Linked DNA regions of Homo sapiens: all the other regions are linked to region 2. A link is a contact called in ENCODE Hi-C or POLR2A ChIA-PET data. All regions are on one chromosome and are shown on one strand. The core of a region is the stretch at or near the end of the contact, and the rest is flanking DNA. Distances in the headings are between cores, read along the strand shown.

Region 1 (3,097 bases), core at 270-2,769, 5.1 Mb before region 2:
TGGTGGACATGTCTTATGGAAAGTTGTTTCTGCCTCATCCTTGTTTTAGTTCATCCAGTTACGTCTATTTCTCGACAGGTCCTCTAAGTGGCTCTAAAGGGGAAAGGTGAAAATATGCCATGGGGCCCATTGCTAGGGTCTGAGGGATAAGGCTGGGAGTGGAGGAAGTGAGGAAGAAGGCCGGCCACCTACAGAACTCAGGCATTTGAGAAGATAAGCTGGATGAGCCCAGGCCACAGGAAAATTATCTTCTTGGGAACAGAGGTGGCAGATCAGGAGCCACAGATCTCCCCGCCACCCCCCAGCTACTGTCCACGCCTGTCTCCACCGCCTGAAGCCCCTCCTCCGACAGCCACAGCCAGAAGTAGAAGAGCTGTGGAACTCACATGTAGGGCTCTGTGGGTTTGGCTCTTAGAGTCAAGATGGTCACCGCCTCCAAGCGGCAGATAAGCAATGCAGGACTGGAGATAAGGGCGAGGGACAGACCATCTAGCCACCAGCCTCTACCCCCTAGAGACACCAAGAGGTGGGCAGAGAGCAAGTACTGGCCACAGGCAAAGCCAGAGCAGGCAGAGGGAGTGTATAGAACACCCTTGACATAAGTAACTCCATCTTAGCAAAAGACTCCACTTTACGTTTCAAAAGGCATCATGCCAACAGAGTCCCGATGTTCGCCTAACCAAAAAAGAGTGTATCCAACCAAATACGGGCATAAACAGGCACACTCCTTCACTATCAGTCGTCACCAGAAGACCCCCGTGGCCATAAAAAGAGCAGGACTTCTCTAGCTCTAAATGGCCGTCTTAACAGACCCTATCTTGCTGTCGCCCATGATAAACACCCGGCATCTGCTGCCTAAGGCTTTGCCCACATCAAAGACTCTTCCTTGCAAGACATTGAGGCCAGGACACCTTGTCTCTCCTGGGACTAGTTTGTTAACCCCTTTTCCTATCTATCTCCTTTGCTCTTGATGTTAAATGTTACCCTGCTTGATGTGGAATATTTAATCTACAACATTTAACATGTTGACTAAGTAGACTATTTTGTATGCTTTGCAATACTGACTTGGTGTAGTGGCTGAAGCCTGTGTGCCTATGGCTCTGACTACGGAGTGAGCGAGTGAGCGGGTAGTGTTAGGGGAATTGCCTCCTTGGGAACTCCATGTAGCTCCTGGCTTTTATGACTGGAATAGCATCAGTAAAAGTCTCACCTGGCGGAAAGACACAAACGTGGTGGACCTGGTTCTGTCTGACCCTCCTTGCTCGACTCAACGACAGAGAATGAGCTGGGAATAAGGGCAATGCACAGCCAACAGCGGAAGGGCTGTGGCCAGGCCCCTTCCTTCCTAAGTCCGGGTTTCTCTGGCTCACGAACGACCCCTGGAGGTAGACACCCGGCGACACCGCCCACCGGTCTATCCCTTCAGAAACCCTGTTCCCTGCCCGGTTGGCCCGCCTTCCGCTTTCGAAAGCAGAGGCAGTTCCGGGGTGGGAACCGCGCGGAGCTTTCTGGGAAATGTAGTCCTTGTCAAGAGGCTTCTGGGAGTCGTAGTCCCTACCTGTTCTTCCGGCGCACGGCCTTTCCGTTTTCCTGTTGCGGGTTCTATCGCTCTGCGGCGTGGGAAAGAGGCGTGCGCGTCCTTGCGTGGTCCTGCTTCGACCTGTGGTCTCTCTGGCTTCTGGTCGGGTGGGGAAGGTTTATGGGGTGGAACGTGAGAGACAGGCTTGGGCACTTTTGCGTCTGGCAGTTAGGCAGCAGGTGGTAGTTTCCATGATGGGGACGCAGGGGCAGCGCCAAAGGGCCCCAGAGAACGAGGCATCCAAGGGGGAAGGGGTGTGGGATACGAGCCGACTGAGGGGAGACGCGCCCAAAGCCGGGGACCTCACTACCCCAGAGTCGACCTTGAAAGAGCCCTCGAGTCAGACTGAGGAGATGGGCAGTATCCTCCGACAATGGAAAGCCGTTGTTCGCTTCAGGGGAGACGCGCTGTGACCCAAAAGTCATTTTACCGTCATCACTATTGCTGCAGTTCATTCAGAAGGGTTTTGGGGGAGGCCATTGAAGGCTGAGCAGCAGCCCAGGGAGAGTTGATGGGGGCTGATGGTGGGAGTGGCAGCATGGATTCAGTGGATGATGAGGGATCAGGGAGTGGGGCGAGTTGAGGATTCCCAGTTTTCTGGTGTGGGCTGTAGGCCTGTCTGCAGATACTCTCACCTAGTGGAATTCTTTTCCGTAACCTGTCTTAACTTAATGAGAGGCTTGATGGGTAAATGGTTAAAGATGCACGTGCACATCCCTTCACCAAACCATTCAGATGCTCACACTAAACCCAAAGGCCACTCGTTCACTTATGCACACAGCTCAGTTATACCTACCCTTGTGAACACACCGGTATGTAGTACACACAGCCACATAACAATTCATGATCACATACTCCTGGCATCAAACAAAGGGTAAATATATCCATCTCAGTTTAAACGGCCTCTGCTATCTTGGGCGAAGTGTGACCTCCACACAAGAAGGACCCAGGTTGACTTCCTCAGTCCTCTCTGGAAACTTCAAACAGCTCAGCCTTTATCCTTTCTCTTGGCTACATCCACCTCCTCTAAGGTCCTCTGACTCTTCCTAGTCATCTTCTGCCACTCTGGCTTGATGGGAGGGAGATAGAAATGGGCTTGAATTCAGACAAGGGCTTTGCTTATCTGAAATGTGTTTGCTGAGGTTCTTATTCCCAGAGCAGTAGCTCTGAACATAATATTTCGTGTGTGCTGAATTCTGTTGAGAATCCAAAGAAAGTTGTGAACCCTCTTCCTGGATAAACACACATCTTTACATCCACACTGTTTTGAAAGCAAAATTGAAACCCATATGTCGGGCCCTGGTTAAGAACCTCACCAGAAGATCAGAACATCAGTTTCCTGATTGCCCTCTGTCTTAGCTCATTCAGGCTGCTCTAACAAAATACCTTAGACTAGGTAATTTATAAGTAACAGAAATATATTGTTTACAGTTTTGGAGGCAAGGAAGTCCAAGATCAAGGACTGGACTGGTGAAGGCTTACTCTCTGCTTCAAAGATGATGCTTGGGGCTGGGCGCG
Region 2 (3,053 bases), core at 289-2,788:
TGCTTAATATTTAAGTGTTGATAATATGGTAGGTCTTGTGAAAAAAAAACCTGTCTTCAAATGGTAATAGAAATTATAAATCGAGATTATATGTGTTCCCTTGATATCTTAACTATTCCTACTCACCTCAAGTGGCAGCTTGTAACTAACACGTACCACATTTACATGTTCCATATACGTGCCTGTGTACATATGTAACATGTGCCACAATAGATTTACACGCATCATAATTTTCACTTTGCAAACGTATAGAGTACCTACTGTGCATGAAAAATTATGCTGAGGAGCTTTGGTGTGTACAGAGATAAGAAATGCTTCCTATGGCCTGTTACTATTTGTGCTACTCAAAAAAAGGTTTTGTACTTTGAGATGGGAGGGAAGTCATCTACTAAGTCAGGCTTTTGTTTATTTATATCCCAGTGCCCTTGATCTCCTGCAAAAACAAAAGGCAAAAGCTTGTTTTAAAAAACAAAACATTTGCAAGGATTTGGGTTTGTTCTAGAGCAAGATCACGCATTCTTCAAGACATCTGTTCACACAGAAGAGCTAGGTCTTTTAAAAAAGCTAGGTCTTTCAAAAAAAAAAAAAAGGAGTTCGTTTTGTTTTTAAAACAGGACTCTGTTCCGGTGAGAGCTCGGTGAAGTCCTGATCGGCACCCATGAAGGTGAGGCCGCACGAGTCCAAGGGCCAGAGGCCGTGGGAACAGCGCGGGTCCGACGGGTAGGAGGGGGCAGTGGGTTCGAGCCTCCACGCTTACATACAGCCTGCCAGGGCCTTAGAGCCCTCTGACTGCGAACCACCGCAGAGAGGTGCGGAACGCGGCCCCGACCCGGCAAAAGCCGTCCGCACGCCTGCTGGGCGCGCAGCCACGTTGACTACTGCAGCCTTCCCGGCTCGGCGAGAGCCTGCCAGCCAGCCGAGGCTGCGCCCTTTCCGCGGTCGGGATGAGCGGTTCCAGGAGAAAGGCCGCGAGGGCGGGGCTTGGGGCCTGGCGCGGCTATTTCCTCACACCGCGGTCAGTCAGGACGAGAGGCCGCGTTCAGGCCAGTGCAGAGCGCCACATGGCGCTACCAAGTCGGGCCCCGGCGTTGGCGGGCACAGAAGCAGTGTAATGCGGGAAGCCTGCAGCCCACACTGGGGAAGGATGTGCCAGCTAACGAATGTTTCACCACAGCCCACATGCCTGGGAGAGGGAATTTGAGAGCACGTGGGGGAGGGGCGAAGAGAGCTGTCGGCTCGCAGAGAGCATGCTCCATTCTGAGAGTCGAAGTGGAGAGCCAGGCATGCGCAGTGAGCCCAGGGTGGGTTGGCAGCGGTGAGGGACTGGCGCGAGCAGGCTGATGTGTTTATCCGGTTTTCTGGGTGGGCGGTCAAAGCGCACGCGGAAGGGCGAAAGGCGGCGGAGCTAGGTAGCAGCTTGCGCATGCGTGGAGTGAGCCGGTAGCTCTGGGAGGCTGTGGAGGGGGTTGTTAGAGGAGAAGCAAGGGAAAAGGGAAGCGAAGGGAGAGGAAAGGGGGGAGGGGTGAGAGTGTGCTCTGCGCATGCGTGCGAGCGCTAGCGACGACGGCGGCGGGGGAGTCTCGGGGATGACAGTGGCTTTGCCCGTTGGGGTAACGGTCGTCGTCGCCGCCAGCAGAGGCCTGAGGCGCCACACAGCCCGCGGGATCCATTAAGGCCGCAGCAGCCCGGGCCCTACCGAGCTGGAGTGGCGCGTGGAGTCGGGGTGAGGGCGGCGAGGCACGGGGGAGGGGCCTGCGGCGGGGCCTTGCTGTGTGCGCTGGGCGGCGGCGGGGCCTGGCGGTGTGAGCGCTTGCCTTCCGCGGCCGGGGAGTGCTGAGGGCGGCGGCGGCCGTCGTGCTCGGCGGAGGAGTCGTCTGTGTGTGTGGCGCCGAAAAAATGGCCGGGCAGTGAGGGGGCGGCGCTTGAGTCTGGTGACCCCGGAGTGTGCGACTGAGGCGCGAGGGGCGCCGCCGCGGCCCGGCCGGGCTTGCCCCCCGCCCCCTCCCGCCCGCCGGCGGCGGCCCGCGCACTTCCTCCCCGGCCTTCCCCTCCGGGTTGAGGACTCCCGCCCGCCTCGCCACCTCGGGGAACTGCGGGCTGCAACCCACGGGGCGGAGAGCCAGGGCGCAGTCTGGGCCCCGCGTCCGATATGGAGAGCGCGGCGGCGGCGTCCGCCAGCCGCAACATCAACCTTCGTCGCCGCCGCGGCGTCTTGCACTAGATCCGGGAAGCCGCTGCCCGACCGTCGTCCTTGCCGTCGCCGCCGCCTCCGCGCCCTGTACTGGGATGGAGTAAGAGGCCCTGCAGCCCGGGAGAAGCGTGCCGCGCCTCAGACGGGGCCGGGGCCTGCTCCCGCGCCTGCCAGCTCGACTTGAGGAGGCGCCTCCGTGTCCGGAGATGGAGCTCGAGTGCAGGCCGCCTGCCGAGCCGCGGGGCTAGACTGAGCTCCGAGTCCCGCCCCGAGCGCCCAAGCCGCCGCGTTCTGCGCTCTGTGGTCGCTCCGGACGAACTCGAACGCTGGTTTCTCTCTCATATTTTTGGTCTGGAAGTCTCAGGGACGGAGGGGCGCCAAGGCCCCATGTGTGGGAGGATTGTTTCAGCTCCACAAACTTGCACGGATTTTGGTTACTTGTTTGGCCAATGGTTCGGCTCTGATTTCTTCCGAATTGTTGCAAATTCGCCATCGTTCCCTGGCTGCTTACTAAGTTGGATCCGGAATTTCTTTTCAACCGGGAGCCATTGGTGTCGAAGTGTCTGCAATGAACCCCGTGAATGCTACTGCTCTCTACATTTCCGCGAGCCGCCTAGTGCTCAACTACGACCCCGGAGACCCCAAGGCGTTTACTGAGATTAACAGGCTCTTGCCTTACTTCCGACAGTCCCTTTCGTGCTGTGTTTGCGGTGAGACGCTTTTTATTGTTCCCTTTTCAATGCTTGTTTTTAAAAGCCTTCTGGGCAGTGGTAACGTGAGCGGGTTGACGGCCTGGTGGTTGGTATTAAGCTTTTGTTATTTGTGCAGCGCTGTACGGTCATTAGTTTTGAAACTTGCTGAG
Region 3 (3,404 bases), core at 197-2,696, 5.5 Mb before region 2:
ATCTGAATCCAATTGTTGTAAATCCTCTTTGAAACAAGCCCTTAGGAATAAAAGACAAAAGAGCATAAACTGCGAAATCTCTTGATTCTGGTATGTTTACAGTCTCACCCCCCTTAAGGTGAGCAATTCTCTGTATGTTCTCCAATTCTCTCATTTTTCAAGACAAGTCACAGTTTTCAAACGATAGAAATGTCCGTTTTCTTTAACTACCCTCAATAAAGAATTCCACTGAAGAGGGTCTCATAGTAATTTTAAATGCCCTATCTGAAAATACAACTTGCATTTAAATAGCACCTGCTTTTCAAAGTGGTCTGAGTTCTTAGAACCATATAAAATATAACAAGATTAAGCTGTTCTGAAAAGTTTCACTTGGTCTAATATTTTAACTCAAAATATCACAGAAAGAAGACATATTTGTAAGAGGGTTCTCCACAAAGGCATGACTCAGAGCAGCACAGTATCTTCTCCAGGAAATGGCATCCAATATGGAGAGGGGGGTGTGATGGAGGTGAAGTTTTACGTTTCTGAAAAAAGGGCTTACAATTCTTCAGCTTCCATGAAACTTAGATATTCTTGAACCACACTGTTCCCTTCAAGCCACGCTAGTGCTATCTGACCCGTCTTAAATCAATCCAGATTTAAAAGCCATTCGAAGAGCGGCGGTAAGCTAATCCGGAAATGCAATGGCTATGAACACTTTCCTGCGTCCCTCGAGGAGAACTAAGGGTGTCGTTTTGTGGAAGATGACTCTGGAGCATCACTTTGGTGGTGACCAAGACTATTAAAGTTCACTGCTGAATCACGGCCTTTACCCTGACCACCTTGTGTTGAGCTTTTAGAGGTGGGGCTGGGGCTGGACACACAAACCGAAGTGTTTCCTGCTAGTTCCCAACAATCACCCGGTTTTACTTTCTTGGTCACACCCATCACTACCTGAAATTACCTTGTTTAACTCCGTTTATTGCCCGTCTCTCTCCCTAGAACACCAACCACCCGGCGCAGGGCGCCTGTTGCACAACCCCGCAGCCCCAGGCGGCGGCCGCAGCCCTCAGGAGCCGCAGCAGGAGCGTGGCTCCGCGTTCCTCCGGCGCCGGGGCAGGGCGACCTCCACCCACTCTCCCAGGCAGGGCACTTTCCGAGGCTTCTGACGGACGCCCGTCCCTTCCCAACCCCGAGGTCGGCTCCCGGAGGCCGCAGGGCGGCCCTGGACTCGCGTGCAGCGCTTACCCATCACCTGGACCCTGCAGATGGCGCACGTATCGCACTCCACGTCCCAGCTCCACATGGCCACCGCGTTCCACTTCTTGAGGGAGAACATCTTGTCGCCTCCCGACTTGGAGCCTGAGCTCCCGGAGTGAGAGGCCAGGGCGCAGGTTTCCTCTCCGTCTTCCACGTCGGCCATGGCGGCGCCGCGGAGCCGACGGCGGAGACGTTGGCTTGGGGAAGGCGGAAGGCTAGGGCGGCTCTGTGGAGCCGCCCGACGGGCCACAGCGCCGCCCGCAGGCCGCCAGCCACCGTGGTGCCTAGACCCCGGCTGCCCACGATTGGCTGGCGCGGCACAGTGACGTCACCTGACGCCAGCGCCAGGGGGGCGGGCAGGCCCCGCCCTCGCCGTCCTAGGCCAACTGAGAGGGCTCGGGCCCTTATGGGGCGACGCCGCTGAATCTGCCTGCTGCGCTGCGGGGTGTTACGTCTGAGCAGGCGCACAGATTGTGCAGGGATATGTGTCCTGCTTTACGGCTTCATTAAACCTACTGCTCTCAGAAATTATCTTGTTAATTTATTCGTTTGTCTCTTCCCTCCCAAATGTAAAACTCTATCAGAGCAGGAAACATGTTGCTATCACCACATTATCCTCCGTATCTGCAAAATGCCTGGCCACAGGAGGCACAATTATTTGTTGAGTGAATAAATGATCTTAAAGATCTAGAAATCTGGTTCAGTGATTCTCAAAACTTTTTGGTCCCAGGACTCCTTTTCACTTAAAAATTATTAGGACCTTAAAGAACTTTTATTTATGTAGGAAATGTGTAAATATATATATATATACACACACACATATTATGTATGAATATATATACACATATACAATGAATATATGTATATTCATATATACATACATTTCCTGTATATGTATACACACATATGTAGAGATTAATGTTTGCTTTTGAAGAAATTAAAACATTTTAAAATGTATTCATTAAAAATCACAGTAGTAACCTCATTACAGGTTATCATTAGAGGGATGACTTCACATACCATGTAGTTGCTAGAAACTCCGGTGTACACTCGTAGAATGAGAGTGAAAAGAGAGAAATAGCTCTAAATATTGTTAGGCAACTAGTTTGCCCTCTTTTGACCGCTAAAAGAGGTCGGGATCCCAGGAGTCCCGGTGTGTGGCGACACAACCCACACTTATTTTTCAGGCCCCGCTCCCTCAGCTGCACAGTCTCCATTCCTTCTGCTCAGTACATTTGAGCTAGTTTAACTTCCTCTTTTTATATGTAGGACTAATGAGGTCTGAAGAAGTGAAATGACAAAGATCACATCGTTATTATAGTAGTGCTTCTACGGCTAGCCCACCATCACATGTGTTTCCAAGAAAGCCGGTATCTCCATTGAAAAGAAAACAGAAGCACAGCCAGCCTAAGGAGATGCCTGACCCCACCATCACCTAGTGGTGGACAGCTACTCTGTCAAGTTTGGATTCTGAGCCTCTCCCCATCCCCTCATTTCCTGATACCTGGGCAAAAGCTAACCAGACTAATGGAGCCTGGCAGGGGAAACAAGAATGCATTAATATACAGAAACATAAATATGGACACAGGGTCACATTTGGTTAGATGCAAATGCGTATTTGTTGAGTGGTGTGTTAAGGGCTGTGAGGGTACAGGATGCAGTGAGGGAAAGCCTCATGAGAGAGGTAGAGGATGCAGTGAGGGAAAGCCTCATGAGAGAGTAGAGGATGCAGTGAGGGAAAGCCTCATGAGAGAGGTAGAGGATGCAGTGAGGGAAAGCCTCATGAGAGAGGTGAAGTTTGAACTGGGGGAACATGGGAGGTCTTCAGGGCCAGTGGAGAGAGCAAACCTCTCTGAGCTGTTGGCCAGAGCAGGGCACAATGGTGGCAGCAGACAGGAATTGGACCACACCTACTTTATAAGCCAGACACCCATTGGAGTGAGCACACAAAACATGTGTTCTCTTCTTACTGAACGACCACACATCTGCCTAGAGATGGCTGTAAATGCTAGGTATCTAACAAAGAAGGAAGGCTGGCACCAGAGGAGGATAAAACGCACCCAGTTGGTGAGAAGTTTGAAAGTCAAAAGGATGAAATGGTGAAAAGGAAAAGAATGGTTTCGCTGGAGGAATGGTATGTGCCCTTGCTGAGGCATGAAATCTGG
Region 4 (3,020 bases), core at 328-2,827, 5.7 Mb before region 2:
AGAACTGGGTTCTTTTCTTGGCTTTGTGGCATATGTAATTTTACACAAGGCAAAAATCACAACCTCTCTGGGTCTCATTTTTCTCATCTCTAAAGTGGGGGTTGGGCTAAAAATCCTCCAAGGCCCCTTTCAGCTTGTGATAAGACTTCAAGTCGCCTTTTCACCCTGAAGGAGTCCATTTCAGTCTGCACCAACAGTTTATTTTCTGAGTCACAGCTTATTTCTCCATGCTTATCCTAAAAATGTTGTGCCCAAATAGTTCTAAGCTCTCGAGATTTATTCCCACTCAGAAAGAAATGGTCTTTCAAGACCCACTAACAAAATGTTTCAAAAGGATTTAAAAAGGTAAAATTAGTTTACTTAAGTATAAAGGCAAAAAAAAAAAAAAGCTCTAGCCTGCATTCAGAGATTGATACAATTTTAGGAAAAAAAGGCATCCTAAAGCTACTCTACACGGTAGATGGTTTAAATATATTAAAACAAAGAGCTCACGCATAGAAAAAATCTGCTAACATACAACCATCACTCTCCTGTTTTGAAGACACGGGAAAAAAAAAAAAAACCTGTGTTGTTCAGACAGGATTTACTTTCCCCAAAGAAGCAAATTTGTAAGGAAGAAAACCTCTGTAATTAAAAAGGAATCCGGGAGGAACCAACCTTTTTAAGGGCCTTTTCACTGTCCAAATTCAAGTGCATTTTCTTGTACAATGTACTTCTGTGATTAACTCACCGCTACACGTTTAAGCAACCCACACCCACACTTAACACTCAGTCGCACTCTTCCGACCGGTCGGGGTGGCAGCGTGGACGAGTCACAAGATAGCGGCGGGAGTGGAAATTTCCTCTCCCCTGGAGTGGGGCAGGGTCTGGCTTCTCCGAACCGCTCAGCGGGCCGGGCGCCTCCGCCAGGGCCTCTCGGGCCGGAGCGCTCCGTACAAAGGAGGCCCGGGGGCTCGGCTCCTGCACTCTCGGGGCCCGGCTTCGGGCAGGGGTCCCCGGCTTCCGGCGCCGCGCCGGGCGGGAGGCCCGGGCAGCACGTGCGCCCCGCTCCCAGCAGGGAGGGAGGAACCAGCGCGGCCCGGCCGGGCTGCCCGCGGGCCCCGCTGCTTCGGGAGCGAGCTGCGGCCAGTCCGGCCGGCCCGGGGAGCAATGAATGGGGCCGCACTGCGCCGCCGCCGCCCGGGTTAGGGTCGGGCGGTCGGGAGCCCCGGCGCTGGGAGCCGCCTCCCGCCTTTCCGTTCCCACCAGACCGCGCCCGGCGCCCCCGGGACCGAGGCCGGCCCCGGACGCCCAGCTGCTGCCCGCTCACCCCAGCTCTTGGCGGTGCGCCCCAGGAATTCTCCGGTGGTCGGGTTGTAGATGAAGAGCTTCCACTCGGCCAGGCTCTGGTTGAGGGACTTCTTCTCGTTCTTCGTCATGGTGTGCGCGCGGACGGCGAGAGGAGCTGCGGCCGCGGGGATGGAGGCGGCGAGGGCTGCGGAGGCGCGTCCCGGCTCCGGCGGCGCAGCCCGGAGACGGCAGTGAAGGGTGGGACGGCCGAGAACACCTCCTCGTTACGGGGAGTACTCGAGCCGACTGCGCCGCGCCGCGCCGGGCGGCCGCTTGGGCCGCGGGAGCCTGACGTCTCCGCCCGCCGCAGCCAATCCCCGCGCCGCTCGGCCCGCGCCGCTGCCGCCTCCCGCCAGCGGCCGGGGCGCTGCCTGAGGCGGCGAGGGCGCCCCACCCCGCCCCGGCCCCGCCCCGCAGTAGCCTCGGGGGCTCCCTCAGCCTGGGTCAGAGGAAGCGAGAAGAAAGTCTAAAAATCCGAAGGTTTAGTCGCACGCACGTTTATAATAATAGCAAAAGGCGGGCGTCCCCGCGCCGCAGGTTGCTTAGGAGGAGGACTGGGTTTCCTGGGCGTTCCTGGGCGCCGGGGCGCTGAGAAGATGCTACCCGCGGCGGGCGGGTGCGGAGAGCACGAAAACGACTCCAGTCGGCCCGCGGCTTCCTCTCTGAGGGAACTTAATCGTCCCCTCCCCGAACTGCCTCCCCGACCGTCCCCAGGCGTTCTCTGGGCTCTGTGACGTTCCTACAGGACGCTCTCTGGGCTCTGTGACGTTCCTACAGGACGCTCTCTGGGCTCTGTGACGTTCCTACAGGACGCTCTCTGGGCTCTGTGACGTTCCTACAGGACGCTCTGCGGGGGATCGCGCGGGGCTCCCACAATGTACACGGTGCACTGCTGTTCTGAGAACGTCCTCGCTTGGCTCCCTTGAAGGGTTCAACCGGGAGCCTCGGGTCAATGGGAATTCCGTTCTAAATATGCCAGTGAATGGAGTATAATTTTTCTCGGGATTCAGTTGAATTTATCAATGAAATCTAAATACGTGCTTTCCCAAGGGTCCTGGCAACTGAAAGCTCCCAGCTTTTGCCCAGACGCTCCTACTCTTAACCCACAGGAAAGGAACACTCGTTGGAGGGTCCACGCCTGTGTAGTGTCGCCGGCTTTTCATCTCCCCTGTAGAGATCGCGGCCCTTGGGCGGAGCTGAGGGTGCCGGTAGCGTTTTCCTCCGCGAGATGGAGCTGACGAGTACGGGAGGGGGGGTGCCCTCAGACTCAGCGACAGGATAAAAGACTTTATAGGAATTTGCACAGAAGGTGCGGGGTGGGGGAGGTTGTTGTTGTTGTTGTTTATTTATTTATTTTTAGAAAAAAGCTCTGCCTCCGTTTTATTAGCAAATAAAAATTATGGAGAAATGTAATAGCCATCTTATTGTTTGGAGTGATGAATTATAATCTGTCTGGAAGTTTAAACAGCCTGCAAATGGATGAATTTTCCTTTTTCCTCACTTTTCTTACCAAAGCAAGAAATAATGAATTATACCTCCCACAAATGGAAAAGTGGTAAAATATATTCCTATAAAGTGCTTTTTTCACGCTTAAAAAAGCTAAATTTATAATTATGACATTGAAAATAACCAAAATCCATTTACGTTTTGAGCTAATGACACCAAAAGATTTGTAGAAGCATGTTGGAGAG
Region 5 (2,972 bases), core at 219-2,718, 6.4 Mb before region 2:
TCTGAGAGTGAACAAAATAGACAAGACCTTGCTCTCCAAGAGCTTACACTCTAACTGGAGAGAGACAATAATATAGTATGTCCGGGTGTGGTGGCTCTCACCTCTAATTCTAGTACTTTGGAAGGCTGAGGTGGGAGGAGCGTGTGAGGCCAAGAGTTTGAGACCAGCCTGGGCAACATAGCAAGACCTTGTCTCTACAAAAAATAATTAGCCAGGCGTGGTGGCATGTCTGTAGTCCCAGCTACTCAGGAGGCTGAGGCAGGAGGATCAATTGAGCCCAGGCTGAGGTGAGAGGATCGCTTGAGCCTGGGAGATTGAGGCTGCAGTGAGCTATGATTGCAACATTCATTGCACTAGAACCTGAACAACAGAGTAAGACAATGTATCTAACAAAAAAAAGAGGGTGAGACAGAATGTGTATATATGTTAGTCTATATGAGGCTCTTTGGTGTTAATTTGGCAAACACCTGAAGGAAAAAGGGCAATGACAGAGTGGTGTTCAAGGCAGAGAGTACAGCAAATGCAAAGTTCTTGAGGCAAGAGCATATTTGGCTGTCATTCCATCACTTTTTTCTTTAAGATACTGTATCGGTTAACTATCCTCATGTACCAAAGAACAAATGTAAACATACTGCATGACTTTGAGTGATTAACTACATAACTTTGACATGTCAACAATCTCTTATGGTGGTCATCTTTCCAATAAATTGAGTTGAGCTAGAAAATGTGTATTGCCAAAATCCATTGATTTACTTTAAAAATTAAATCACAGGTTGCGGATGCCCGTAATGGTGGCATTTCCACACACAGTACTGTTGCTGATTTGATGAGACACAAATATATTCCAACCCCATTTTCAAATATTAAAAGTTGGTAGGGTCCTCAACGAAACCTAACAGTGACTTCAAGTTGAAAAAAAATGCTTAAAAGGAAAAAAACAGGGAGAGCCCACCTTTTGGCCTGTATCTCTCAGAAAGAGGGACAAGAGCGGTGGGAACGTGAGGAACTTTTAAAATGTGAGAGCGTTACTCTGGGGAAACCTGGAGTTTACTCTTGGCCTTTACTCGCTGGACTGTCATAGTTCTCACATTTGTGAAGCGAGTCTGGGCTGGCGGCCCTCAAGCCCTATCCTCCCCCGATGCGGAAGTCTTGCTTCTCTGTGCCTCCCAGGCTTGAGAACAGCAGAGTCTGGCCGCTCAAAACGAAAGCTTCACGAACGTCGCTCGCTCGGTGCTGAGAAAGAAGCCTGACGCGACCCGGGAAACTTGACCGACGCACGCCCGCCCGCTTGCCCCGCCCCCTAACGGCTTCCCGGCTTCCCCCGGGTCCTATGCAGAAAAGACGCTGGGCCTGGCAAGCGGGGCCAGTAGCGGCTTCCGGGAGGAGTTTTGGCCTCCACACGGCTCCGTCGGGCGCCGCGCTCTTCCGGCAGCGGTAGCTTTGGAGACGCCGGGAACCCGCGTTGGCGTGGTTGACTAGTGCCTCGCAGCCTCAGCATGGGGGAACATGGCCTGGAGCTGGCTTCCATGATCCCCGCCCTGCGGGAGCTGGGCAGGTAGGGCTAGGCCCAGCCTGGGTCCTGCATCCTCCTCCGCTGATTCCGGCTTGGGTTTCACGTGCTCTCCCCTCCCCTGCTGCGCTATGGCTGGGATCCCCTAAGCCCCCGCTGCGGCCCTTGTGGAGATGCTCCGTGGCTGATTTGGGCGCTTCTCCCTCAGAGTGCCCGTTGATAGCACATGGGGCAGTCGCCACAAACCTGCGGGAAGCCGGTCCGTGGGGGAGAGAGGCGTCTGCCGGCCCTGGTTTACCACTCACCCCGATCGAGAGTTTGCTTCCTGCAGCTGGAGGAAGAGTCCCTGCTGATCGCTTTCTGGTCACTTTTCTACACTCATTTTCTTCTCGAAAATCTTTTTCCTTAGACGAGGGACTTGACCCATCAGTTTCTGTTCTTTGTGATCACTCGTGGAGGAATTGGTTTTTAGCCTTACATTTTGTCCCCAAACTGCCCTTGAAAGAAAATCACCGCTTCTCATTTTCTGCAAGTGACATCACTTGCTGGAAAAGGCAGTTTTTTTCTTTGAAGTGAAGTCATAGTACATACTGAAGATGTGACCTCCCTCGTATTGATCGTCCAGTTCCCGATCCGTTATTTTAGTCAGAAATTGGAGAGATAGACCCCTGGGTCCACAAAATCTCAGCGTGCACAGAGTGTTGCCAAAATTTGGAGACAATTTAATATTTCATTTGCAAATGCATGTTGTCTGTAAACCTCATGAAAACCAGTATCTTACCACAAGGAGGGAGAGGTGTTGATGGCTCTCACACCTCTTCAATACACAGGCAGGCTTCCCTGAACCAGGCCTAAAGACTCGGTAGAGCTTGTTTTGCTTTGTTTGTTTTAATTCTACACTACTGCGAACAAGAAATAAATAAGCTTGTGCTGCTACCGCAGTTAAATTATCATTTGGAATAACTGCTTCCCAATTTCTTAAACTGTTTGAAAACTTTCCACACAAAGTCAAAGCTGACATTAAGCCAATGGGATAGCTACTTCTCTTTCTTTTTGCAGCGCAGTTGTGTTCATTTCCACTGGTTGGCCATCCAAATAATCTAGTCTCAATATATGAATAAAAGGATAAATGAAGGGACCATTCTTGTCGTAACTGCATCACTATTTTTGAGTGTGTGAATTTTTTCCACTTATCTGTGGCAAGTATACTTTGTGTTTAGTTTATAAAATAACCTCTACCTCTCTAAAAGAAGAGGAAGAAAAGTGATCATTGTAGGAAGTTGGTTTACAAATTTCATCTTTCAGGCTCATTGTGAAGCTGAGTATATTTTTGCCACTTTGCTTTAAAGTAGAATTAACTGGTTAATACTTCTCTTCCCTCTTCTGTCTTCCTCCGTGAGTCCTGTTAATAAAAATAATTGGTTCTTGGATTATATATAGTCGGTTTCATCAGTAGAGTTTA
Region 6 (3,333 bases), core at 98-2,597, 6.3 Mb before region 2:
ATTTGGTATGAATCTGTGGTTGTATCTGTTCAATTCTAAAGTACAACATAAATTTACGTTCTCAGCAACTGTTATTTCTCTCTGATCATTAATTATATGTAAAATAATATACATTCAGTTATTAAGAAATAAACTGCTTTCTTAATACATACTGTGCATTATAATTGGAGAAATAGAATATCATGTGTTCTTATGGTCAAAAACTATATTTGCAAGAAACAAGCAAGTCTAATTTCATTTTACAACTTCTATTGATTTCCTTTTAAAAGTCCTAGCTATTGTAAGGATTCACTTGAAGAACAAAATTATATGGAATAAATACTGTGGGCAAGGCGTTGTGCCAGACTTGTGCATAGAGCTACCCTCTCCTGCCCTCCAGGAAGTGACAGTCTAGTAAGAGAGATATATAAATATAAATAGCATATCATTAAGTTCACTTAATAAAACTTTGTTTTAAAGTGTGATAGGGAAAAAATATAAGCCAAGAAGCGTGAATGTGAAAACGAAATAAACATTCTGTAATTTGTGTGATGCTGCCATACTGCAGTCCCAGAATGCAGAATCCAGTGGTCATGAAAGACAGCGATACTTAACATTTCCTGAGATCTTAAAATCCAAAAAGTATTAAATGTTTAAGGTTTTTCTGTAAGTTTTCATCCAGAAGACTTAAATACAAAGTAACGGGTTAATACATTCAAATAAGTGGAAAACTCTTACATTTAAAACTGATAATTTCACTTAAGTTGATAGAACTCTCCTTTGCTGTGCGGTTGAAAGTGTGATGGGGAAAAATATGATAAACCCGGATGCAAGAATGTCAAAACTAAACATTAAATGATTTCGTATCCAAGGTCTTATGTTAACAGTTGCGGGGGGCGGGTACATGGGAAATTTTTTTGAACAATTTGGAAAAGAACGTTTTTAAACGTATGTATTAAGAAACGTAAGTTTAAATTCCTCAGAGAAAAAAAATTATTGACAAAACAACAAACTAAGCCAAGTAAATCACCAGATCTTTCGAAATCTGAATGAAAAATACTGAGATTAGCAACCCTAGGAGACAAGCGGAACAAAAATCAGTGTTCGATACCCTTCCCACACCTTCGTACGGTTTTCATGCCACTTCCAAATCCACTTAGAAAGCACAACTCTATCATGGGGCATTTTCGCCCCTAAGTTGCAACACACCAGCAAACCTCCGCAGATTCCCTGACCGCCACTGGACAGTACCGCGGCCCCGGCCGCGCGAGGCCCGGAGGGCTAAGCCCCGCCCCTCGGACGGCCTCGGATCCTGCCGCTCTAGGCCCGCCGGGCGCTCTCTATGGTCGGCCGGGCGGTGTGTTGTCATCCGCGGAGCGACGACCGGAGGCTGCGGCGGAGCCCCGGCGGGGCGTTTGGTTTCGGTTTGGCCCTGACTGGGATTAGTGTTGACGATCGAAATGGGAGTCCCCAAGTTTTACAGATGGATCTCAGAGCGGTATCCCTGTCTCAGCGAAGTGGTGAAAGAGCATCAGGTGGGTGAGCGAGGGGCAACGGCTCAGAAAGCCGAGGACCCGGGGCTCCGCGGCCCTCTCCACCTTAGAGCTGGGGCTTTCGAGCCACCTCTTTCCCCTCGTCGTCTGGACGATTAGTGGCATTAGGGAGGGGGACGGAAGGTTTGAGGACGCCCGGATGAGCCGAAAGGGGCTAAGGACGCAGGTTGCCTGTGTGTGGACAGAGCCGCTGGGTTCACGGCTTCTCTGACAGCTCTTGCTTCTGCTGGTCCTTCCGCGACTCCGAAATGAAGTCCTGGGAAAGAACGCTTTTACTGTTCTCCGGTTTCCTCCCGGGGAGCTGCAAGTTGCCTTTTTCCTTACAGAGGCTGCGAAGCTGGAGTGGGTGTCCTCGTAGGTTCCCCCATCCCACCCAGAGCGGCAGACCCACTTACAGACGATAACAGCCGCTTCCGCACGCAGTCACCTTGTTTACTTTCCCTGATCTAGAGCGCGGCCCACCCGGCCCCCGGAGCCTAGACTTTCCGACGTGGCTGATGGTCATATTGGTGATGCCTTTTGTTACTTTCTGTTATTTCAAAAGCAGCACCAATCCCCTGTTGCCAAAACAAAAAACTCTTGGGCCAGCTGGGGAGTGGGGCGTAGGACCTTTTATTTGGAGGCCTCACTGTGTGACAGAGGGGGTTGGGAAACGAATTGATAGAACATTAATACTACTAATAATATTTGGCATGTACTGACCCCAGGACAACGTTAATGTGTAGATTCCGAAAACGTAGTTTATATATTGGAACTGTGGAAAGAGAGGAGAAAGCAGTCGTCTATTAGGTAAACTAGACTTTGGGTGATACTTTGGTGTTTGTCACATTTAATGAATTTGATCTCTTTTCTGATGCTTTACAGAAAAAAAGCTTGAAATTTGTGTAGCTGATTGAATCAGTTGTGATGGGTAGTATTGTAAATAGCCTATTAAATTATGGTTTAATCGGCATTTACGAACATGAAGGTAGTTTACTTCTGGAAAGGAGTTTTTGTTGCTGGATTCCAATCAGATTTGGTAGATGAGAAATAGACTACAAAAAGTTTCCAAGGTTAGCTTATCTTGAATTTATTTGAAACATAGATTGAGTTAGGTTTAGAGAGGTATTTTTTTCCCCCGGGGAGGGCTAAAAAGGAAACCAGTACATTGCAGAAATGGAGACAACCAACTTTGGCTTTTCTTGCATCCTTCAGTCAGTACCTGCTATATATCAGTCACTTTATCTCTAAAGTGCAAAAATAATGCGATTGTTATTCGTGATGATTTAATACATAATTTGTTCAGTAATATTTTTATTCTGTAGTCTGTGGCACAGAATTTGGTTTGGTGAAAATATCTTAGATTCTCTCCATCCTGAGGAATTTTGTTACTGAAGAATGAAAATCTCTTTAATGCAGTTTTATGACATGGACACTAAGGATAGGTTTTGTGAAAGCTTTATATAGAAACTGGGAGGAGAATTATTTTTAAATTTCACTGTAAATAAATTTTAAAATTTGGTTCATTGTTGTGATACCTTTCAAAAATGTTTGATTAAAAAGAGACCAAAGGTTATCAGCTTCTCTGTTAAGTAGAACTTAAAGATGGTAATGCCTAAATAAGTCACAGGCATTCAAAAGCTAGTCCTGGGCGGGAAGGATAGGGAGAAGAAGTAAGTTACGGGAAGTCAGTGGTGTGGCCTCAGTAGCATAGGTTTTCAGTTTCTCTGAATCATCTTGTAAAAACAGAAAGAGAAACTAGAAACCAAAGTTTAAAATCCATAAAACAATTACAACAAACCATGTGACATGCTATCCCCAT

What was found. Hi-C counts contacts between places; a loop is a spot of excess contacts on that map. ChIA-PET counts read pairs that join two places held with the same protein, here RNA polymerase II (POLR2A). Pooled maps may share reads with other maps.
Region 1: a loop to region 2 is called in a pooled map, with 14 times the contacts of the local background. The contact joins the enhancer-like site here to the promoter of MSL2 in region 2. A Hi-C loop is called at or near these places in 6 of 50 pooled maps. POLR2A ChIA-PET finds 5 or more read pairs at or near these places in 2 of 52 experiments (B cell and activated CD4-positive, alpha-beta T cell).
Region 3: a loop to region 2 is called in a pooled map, with 9 times the contacts of the local background. The contact joins the promoter of RNF7 here to the promoter of MSL2 in region 2. A Hi-C loop is called at or near these places in 1 of 37 single-sample maps with no recorded cell type and 6 of 50 pooled maps. POLR2A ChIA-PET finds 5 or more read pairs at or near these places in 1 of 52 experiments (activated T-cell).
Region 4: a loop to region 2 is called in a pooled map, with 11 times the contacts of the local background. The contact joins the promoter of ATP1B3 here to the promoter of MSL2 in region 2. A Hi-C loop is called at or near these places in 9 of 50 pooled maps. POLR2A ChIA-PET finds 5 or more read pairs at or near these places in 2 of 52 experiments (A673 and OCI-LY7).
Region 5: a pooled map shows a loop between it and region 2 (8-fold over the local background). The contact joins the promoter of ATR here to the promoter of MSL2 in region 2. A Hi-C loop is called at or near these places in 6 of 50 pooled maps.
Region 6: a loop to region 2 is called in a pooled map, with 9 times the contacts of the local background. The contact joins the promoter of XRN1 here to the promoter of MSL2 in region 2. A Hi-C loop is called at or near these places in 7 of 50 pooled maps.

The regions. Positions count from the first base shown.
Region 1 is chr3:141,310,218-141,313,314 of GRCh38, reverse strand. LOC124909441 (a long non-coding RNA gene) reads right to left here. Exons shown (of 4, transcript XR_007096119.1): 3 at 1,559-1,678. Among named protein-coding and RNA genes, the nearest start is that of ZBTB38, 57 kb to the left of the region's middle. RefSeq lists an enhancer at 1,486-1,675. Within about 2 kb of position 1,519, at least 29 of the 41 ENCODE cell types and tissues checked have a DNase peak (open chromatin) inside an H3K27ac peak, as active enhancers do; they include B cell, where a contact is called at or near this core.
Region 2 is chr3:136,194,820-136,197,872 of GRCh38, reverse strand. MSL2 (MSL complex subunit 2) reads left to right here and starts at 1,538. Exons shown (of 2, transcript NM_018133.4): 1 at 1,538-2,901. The coding sequence starts at 2,760. RefSeq lists enhancers at 991-1,290, 1,461-1,510, 1,088-1,834, 2,461-2,530, 1,835-2,581 and 2 more and a silencer at 1,731-2,120.
Region 3 is chr3:141,736,340-141,739,743 of GRCh38, reverse strand. It overlaps RNF7 (ring finger protein 7), which reads right to left and starts at 1,446. Exons shown (of 3, transcript NM_014245.5): 1 at 1,228-1,446. The coding sequence starts at 1,402. RefSeq lists enhancers at 295-973, 1,174-1,413, 974-1,653, 1,764-1,813, 1,854-1,903 and silencers at 974-1,153, 1,414-1,673.
Region 4 is chr3:141,875,200-141,878,219 of GRCh38, reverse strand. ATP1B3 (ATPase Na+/K+ transporting subunit beta 3) reads right to left here and starts at 1,577. Exons shown (of 7, transcript NM_001679.4): 1 at 1,310-1,577. The coding sequence starts at 1,418. RefSeq lists silencers at 783-1,352, 1,623-1,752, 2,623-2,682.
Region 5 is chr3:142,577,229-142,580,200 of GRCh38, reverse strand. ATR (ATR checkpoint kinase) reads left to right here and starts at 1,468. Exons shown (of 47, transcript NM_001184.4): 1 at 1,468-1,555. The coding sequence starts at 1,497. RefSeq lists enhancers at 1,118-1,217, 1,518-1,677.
Region 6 is chr3:142,446,051-142,449,383 of GRCh38, reverse strand. XRN1 (5'-3' exoribonuclease 1) reads left to right here and starts at 1,347. Exons shown (of 41, transcript NM_001282857.2): 1 at 1,347-1,514. The coding sequence starts at 1,440. ATR (ATR checkpoint kinase) reads left to right here. Exons shown (of 47, transcript NM_001184.4): 47 at 1-149. RefSeq lists enhancers at 1,350-1,629, 3,162-3,333.